2 separate regions of the Homo sapiens genome follow, and region 2 is linked to region 1. A link is a contact called in ENCODE Hi-C or POLR2A ChIA-PET data. All regions are on one chromosome and are shown on one strand. The core of a region is the stretch at or near the end of the contact, and the rest is flanking DNA. Distances in the headings are between cores, read along the strand shown.

The links. Hi-C counts contacts between places; a loop is a spot of excess contacts on that map. ChIA-PET counts read pairs that join two places held with the same protein, here RNA polymerase II (POLR2A). Pooled maps may share reads with other maps.
Region 2: a pooled map shows a loop between it and region 1 (7-fold over the local background). The contact joins the promoter of GRK3 here to the enhancer-like site in region 1. A Hi-C loop is called at or near these places in 2 of 50 pooled maps. POLR2A ChIA-PET finds 5 or more read pairs at or near these places in 2 of 52 experiments (B cell and activated B cell).

The regions. Positions count from the first base shown.
Region 1 is chr22:23,912,115-23,915,435 of GRCh38, reverse strand. No RefSeq gene overlaps it. Among named protein-coding and RNA genes, the nearest start is that of MIF-AS1, 15 kb to the right of the region's middle. Within about 2 kb of position 1,380, at least 37 of the 41 ENCODE cell types and tissues checked have a DNase peak (open chromatin) inside an H3K27ac peak, as active enhancers do; they include B cell, where a contact is called at or near this core.
Region 2 is chr22:25,563,400-25,566,678 of GRCh38, reverse strand. It overlaps GRK3 (G protein-coupled receptor kinase 3), which reads right to left and starts at 2,004. Exons shown (of 21, transcript NM_005160.4): 1 at 1,526-2,004. The coding sequence starts at 1,638. It overlaps GRK3-AS1 (GRK3 antisense RNA 1), which reads left to right and starts at 1,263. Exons shown (of 4, transcript NR_183564.1): 1 at 1,263-1,599; 2 at 2,320-2,589; 3 at 3,198-3,279. RefSeq lists an enhancer at 792-1,307 and silencers at 1,419-1,668, 1,979-2,078.

The sequences.
Region 1 (3,321 bases), core at 131-2,630:
TCTAGTCATTTCCACTGTGCAGTAGTGCCAATATTTATGTTTCATATTTGATTTATTTGTTATTGGCATTCAGAAGTCCCCTTTCGTACCCGATTGCACCATGGGCATGGATCACAGTGAGCACATATCTCAAGTCTGTATAAACAGTCAAGGCCTTGTCCTTTCTTCATGCCAGGGCTCTGGTTAAGGCTATTATCTGAGTCTTTGGGGCTGAAGTTTGGGCAGGGAAGCTTTTGGCCTCTATGGTTTTCCATAGGGAGAGAACCACATATCCTGCCCTTCTTTCGCTCTTCCGTGAAGCTATGGCCATCTACAAACCCTATGTCTTCCTTTCCTTTTTCAACCACATCTCTGCTACAGAGAACCTTGAAGGTCATTTCTACTAAATGCAAGCGGTTAATATTAGGAACTGAGACTTGTGTTTTTCCCAGGCATGTCCTCAAACTTTGGCTAAATTAACCTTTATTGATTGAGACACCTGTCTCAGTCATTTTTTGGTTAACACAATACAGATAAAGTAGGATCCCTATCTCATATTACACATAAACATTAATACAGATGGACCAAAGACCTAAATATGGGGGATGGATCAGTAGAAAATACGGGAGAATATCTCTATGACCTTGGGACAAGGGCTGAGTTTTTAAGCAAAACACAAAATGCTCAAATCATAGAGGAAAAGATTGATAGTCGCCTGTGTTACAATTTTAGATTTGTGCTTCAAAAAGACACCCTAGGAATTAGGGGTGGAAAGGAAGCAAGCCACAGAGTGGGAGCAAATATTTGCAATTAATGCGCTGAACTAGTAAAAGACTGGTATCCATAAAATTATAAAGAACTACCAATCAATAAAAACCACAACCCAATAGAAAAATGGGCATAAAATACAAACAGGCAATTCTCAGAACATGAAAACAGAGTAGTCAATAATTACATAAAGAGAAGTTCAAACTTACTCAAAGTAGGGAAATGAAAATCAAAGTTATAATGAATATTACATTCCACACCCATCAGGTTGGCACGCTCAAACTGTATGTTTAAGATGCTATATTTAATGTTATTACAATCAAACTATGTTCAAGTTTTTTAATATGCTATTACAATCATTATAACAGCAAAAAATTGGCAACACTCCAAACGCCCATTACAAGAGGATGGAACAGGATATAGAGTGGATATTAGCGAATTAGGCCCATACATCTGCGTGGGAGCATCTCAGAGAACGCAGGGGCGAAACGCCGGAAGGGCACACAAACCAAGCCCCGCCCCCGGGAACCCCGCTCCCACACGGAGCATGCTGGAGGCTGATAGGTTGGTTTGACCACGCCAGTTCCGCCTTCGCCTGCCCCCTTAGAGCCCCGCCCCCGCGCGGAGCATGCTGGGGACATACGGACTCACTTTCCTCGCCAACCCCGCCCTCCGGAGCTACCAGCAACAACCAACGGGCAGCGAGCAACGGGCGCGCGCTGCTCCCTTAGGAGGCGGTGACCATCTGCCCGTGTGCCCAGGGCCTCTGAGGGCGCTGGATGGCTCCGTTGTGTCCGGGTGGTCTCGGGAGCTGCAGGGAAGGGGCGGGAAAACTACACCGGACCCCATGGGGAGCGCAGAGGCGGAAAGGGAAGGGCCTAGGGACCTCAGATTGTTTTGAATCAAGGGCAGAAAGATCGGGTCGGAGGGAGGGAAGGAAATACTTCCGTGCCTTCAGAGGGAGTCTAGAGTCCCAGGCCGTGCCGGGTGGAAGGAACTGTGCAGCGTCCCAGAGGGAAGGAAGAAGAAGGGAAGAGAAGTGGACTCAGAAAAAGTGGAGGGGAAAGAAGGGAGATGGGAGAAATGGAGGGCAGAAGAGGCAACGTTCCCCAGCCCTATAAACCATAATGAGCCCATATGAGAAAGCAGAAAGGTGGGTGGGAAGTGGGGGGCTAGAAAGGAAAAGAAACAAAAGCTGTCTTGGTCTGAGTCAGGAGCCCAGCTGTTGTGACAGGAAGGGACCTCAGAGATGGCTTTCACAGGTGGCTGTGACTATAGCTCTTTCTGGTGCCTCAAGCTCCCTCTTAACCCCTGGGAGACTTTTACCTTTGGGAGAGATTTCCCTTTGGGTTAAGGAGGGGAAAGAGGGACAGAGGGACAGTGGCAAGGGATGCCAGGAGAAGGTGAGGGAGAGGACACATGAGTGTTAGGTTTTTGAAAAAAGACGAGGGTTAAAGACAAGAGAGTTGACCACTCTACAACACAGGTTTATTAACACAACCTACAGAGGTGGGGACCAACTTAATGCCAAAGCCCCACTAGCACTTACAGGCTGGAATCATTATAGGCCTGGATGAGGGGTCTGGAATGGTAGGACTTACTGCCCAAGAGGATGTTAATAAAAATATTTCTTAAACCTTTGTCCCAACAAGATGTGATAAAGAAGTCAGACAGTTGGGGAGGATGTTACTTACAGCCCAAACCCCTGCAGAATGTTTCACTGTGACCAGGGTCTATGAAATGGCAGGAAGATTTACAAAATAATACAGCTTGGACTAAAAATTAGGGCCCAGCCTGGGGAGAGCTAGGCACTGATTTTTAGAGAAGTCTATGTCTTTGGCTATGCCAGAAGCACTGCAATCTTATTTCAAGGGCTTCTGGATGTGGTGGACTAAGTCTAAGACTAGGGGGTCCAGAGAAGACCCCATCCTTAGTAACCCTTGTCAATAGGGAGACTTCTCACGGAATCTGCTCTTTGGGTTTGACCCTCTGTCTTCATGTTCATGCCTCATTCATCTTTGTTAGGTTTTGAAGGGAAGGTGAGGGTTAAAGAGTTGGCAGCTTAACAGCAACACAGGTTTATTGCCAGCACAAACCTGTGGAGGGGGGACCAGCTTAGTCTCAGAGCACGAGTCCCACTTACAGACTGGGACATTTACTATAAGGAAGAGGAAAGCAACACGAAGGGTGGCTGGGCAGTCAACAAGGACAGGTTTATTTTAGAAAATAAACTTGAGAGGGGCTTCTGGCCGAGTTAGCTCAGACTAACTTCTGTTACAGACTAAGGATATTTAAGGGTTTTGGAAGGGGTCTTATCGTAGGTTCCGAATGTTTCTGTGTGAGGGAAAGTTTATTGCGGGGTTGGAATGTCTCTGGTCGGAAGGGAGGCTGTCTCGGGGTTGGCATGTTTCTGGTCAGAGGGGTTTATCTTAGGGTTGGAATATTTCTGGTTATGCTGACATTAGCCATTAGGCTGATGTTTTGGGGCTGGATTTAGGCGGCTTTTAATGAAGGGGGAACTTAGAATGGTGGTATTTGTTCAAGATGGCAGTGCTCCTGCTCTGTCAGTTATGG
Region 2 (3,279 bases), core at 755-3,254, 1.7 Mb before region 1:
AGCAGCATTGATTTTTTTCAATTAGCTTCAGATATGCTACACTCTGGAATAGGGGTGTTAAACTCACGACATTGCAGAAAGGTTTGCACTTTTCCCTCATTTTCACTACTTGGCATTGTCTATCAAAGAGTAGCACATCCTGCAAAACCAACAAGAGGCATGGGCTAAGGAGGAAAAGCAAGCTCAAAATACCTAGCAAGCATGTCTTCATTTGCACAATTTAGCTTTTCACAACAAATAACAAGGGGACTGGTATTTTCTGTATCATAGGGCTCATGGATGACTTGTAAAAAAAATCAGATGATGATCACTTAGCATTAGGTAACATTTAAGCAATCTTGGGCGCCTAACGCTTGAAGGACTGATGATTTCAAATGGACAATAACTTTGGTTTAGATTCCAATATTTTACAGAATTGCATGGTTTCAAATTCACCATAAACAAGATGCCTCTTTTGAGCATCAATTCCAAGAGCTATTTAGCATCAAGGAATCACATTAGCTGTACAACTCATGATGGTGTTAATTAGGAAAGGAGCTAGAGAAAAAAAAATCCATCACTGAAGCCTTGATACGTTATTTAAAACTCACTATTAACCAGACAAACTATTTTTTCTGGGGAAGTGCTAATGATATGAACTAGAAAAAATTTTACTAGTACCTTAATAATAAATCATTTGAGAGAAAATTGCAACTTGGTATGCACCTCACCGAGCCCCTCGCCAATTCAATCGGGCCCTCCTTTGATAATTTAACAACAAATTCCTGTCTGGAATCACCCATTCAAGTGTCTTTTTAAGTGACTCCTGTTTCAATTTTTTAATAAAGTGCCACCAGTAGATCTACAAGTTGAGGAAAGCAGCTCAGGTGACACACTTGGCACCAAAAAGAATACTGAGTGGGTCAAAATCCTGCCCGGGGACAAAATAGAAGAGAAGCCGAAGAAGGTGACTAGACTTAATAGACTTCAAGAAGAGCAAGTACTGAAAACAGCAGTTTAACTACCTCGGACAATAAGCAACAAGCCTGCAGTCCCCAGGTAAGCGGCCCAGAGGGAGGTGAGAGGATGGAGTTGGAAAGGGGGACCAATGAGCCCGGGAAGAAGGAGCGACCAGGATGGAGCGCAAAGCAGTGACAGGCAAGGAGCCAACGGGGACTACACCAATGCAACAGGAAGAACCACGGGGATGGGACAGGGCAGGACAGGACAGGGCTGGGGGGAGGGGGCGACAGGGATGGAGCTGGTCCAGCCAAGTCATAACCAGACCCTGGCTGGGGCGCTCGCTGCGCGCAGGGCGCCGCGCCGGGCACTTTGGAGCGCTCTCTCCCGGGGTGCCCCCCACCGGCCCTCCGATGCCCCATTTCAGAGACTGGAACGACGAGGCCGGCCCCGCATCGCCCGCTCCGCTGTGTCACCCGCCCCGGGGCAGCGGAGGCTCAGCGCCCGACCCTCCAGGAAGCAGGGGGTAGCTGGCGGCCGCAGGGGGCGGCGGCTTGGGGCCGGCGCCGGCCGGGGCAGCTGGTACCTGGGCTCCGGCAGGACGATCCTCTTGCTGGCGCGGGCGGCCGGGGTCGCCTTGCTCTTCTCCATGGCCATCAGGTAACTGACATCGGCCAGCACAGCCTCCAGGTCCGCCATGTTGGCGAGCTTTGGCGGCGGCGGCGGCGGTTACTCCGGACCTGGACGGGACGCGCGCCCGCCGCCGCCGCCCGCCGCGCCCCGACCTGGGGGGGCCGCCCCGGGGCAGCCCCCCCCTCCGCGCGCCCCCGCCCCGCGCGCGCGCCGCGCGCCCCACTAGCGCTCTGCGCGCGCCGCAGGCTGTAGCCGGCCGGGGTCGCAGCACGCCTCCCCGCTCCGCCCCCTCGCGCGCCGCCCGGCGCCCCGCGCACGCGCGCCGCCCCCTGCTCCTTCAGCGAGGGTCTGCGGGGAGCGCGCGTCCAACGGTCAGCGCCCCTCAGTGCACAGTCCCAGCGGCCTCGCTGGGCCGGCGCCTCCCGACCAAGTCTCTACGGTCGCCCTCCCCTCGGGGTGGCCACGAGGGACTCCTCCTCCTCTTCCTCCTCCCCTCCCTCCCCCTCGGTCTCCGCCTCCTCCTTCTCCTCCTCCTTCACTGCCCCGACCTCCCGCCCCAGGTTCCACGCGCTCTGATGCCCGCCCCGCTCACCCAGAGAAGCCCTGGGCCAGACGTCCACAACCCAAGGGGTTATGGGGAGGCCTCTGCTCCCTGGACACAGTAGTTCTCAAACTGGACAGTGTCAATCAGCATCCTCCGGGAGGTCTGGGGTGGCCCCGGAAATACATGTGTCCCACCTATCCCAGCAGGTAATGATGAAACTCCTGCTCTGGTCCGGGCTACCGGTGAACAGCGCCCAGCGGGCCGGGCCCCCAACCTCGCTCCTGAGCCTGAACATCCCCCCAACCCCACCGTGAGAATTCAGCGAAGAGTAAAAGCTGGAAAAAGTTGCGTGTCTTAGGCTAAGCAGAACAAAGTGGGGTGACGGCTCCCCGGCTAGGAACAGAGATGCCCTTAGGGAGCCCTCTGATGGAAGAGCTCTCCGCTTAAGAAGGTCACCACTCCCTTACACTCAGGTGAGAGGTTTTAGTTTGGGTGTTGAAATGGTGTTGAGAAATAGAAGGAGAGAGAGTATTCCTGTCGTTAGGGTTTTACGGTCAATACAAGAGACAATTAGGGAGCATCTGCTGCGAGCACACTCGCACCACGAGGGTGATTTAGGGAAGTGGAAAAGCGAGATACAGCCCAAACACCGAAGCTGGGGGGAATTTCCAGCTTCCTGATCTTCGGTCTCGGTGTCTTTCATCATCACTCCACCCCGATGCCTGGGGTTTTCAGTTGCTTATTTTTCTACAGTGTGCACACAAGTCCGCATTCAGGATCCATGTGACACTCAGGCTGGAGTGGTGGTAAGGGACACGCAGGCAGTCTTAGGAAGACCTAAGCTGGAAATTAATGTTTTAAAATCCCTTTCATTCACCTGAATTGGTCACGTATTTCCATGAGCCTAGACGTTGCTAGAATTTGAGTGAACGTTCTGTCCATAACTTACAGGGTTAACGGGACCCACCAGATACAGTTAAGGTCAAATTTCAGATATTTCATGTAATGTCATTGCAGAAGCAGCCTGATTCTGTCATCAAATAGCCTGTTTCCCTCTTTTGTTTTCTCTCCCACGCCACAGCCCCCCTCAATCTGATTCCCTGCTATGCCTGCCATCACCACTGGCCAGTTTTACCACATGCTTCTCAAGACCCAAGGCACAA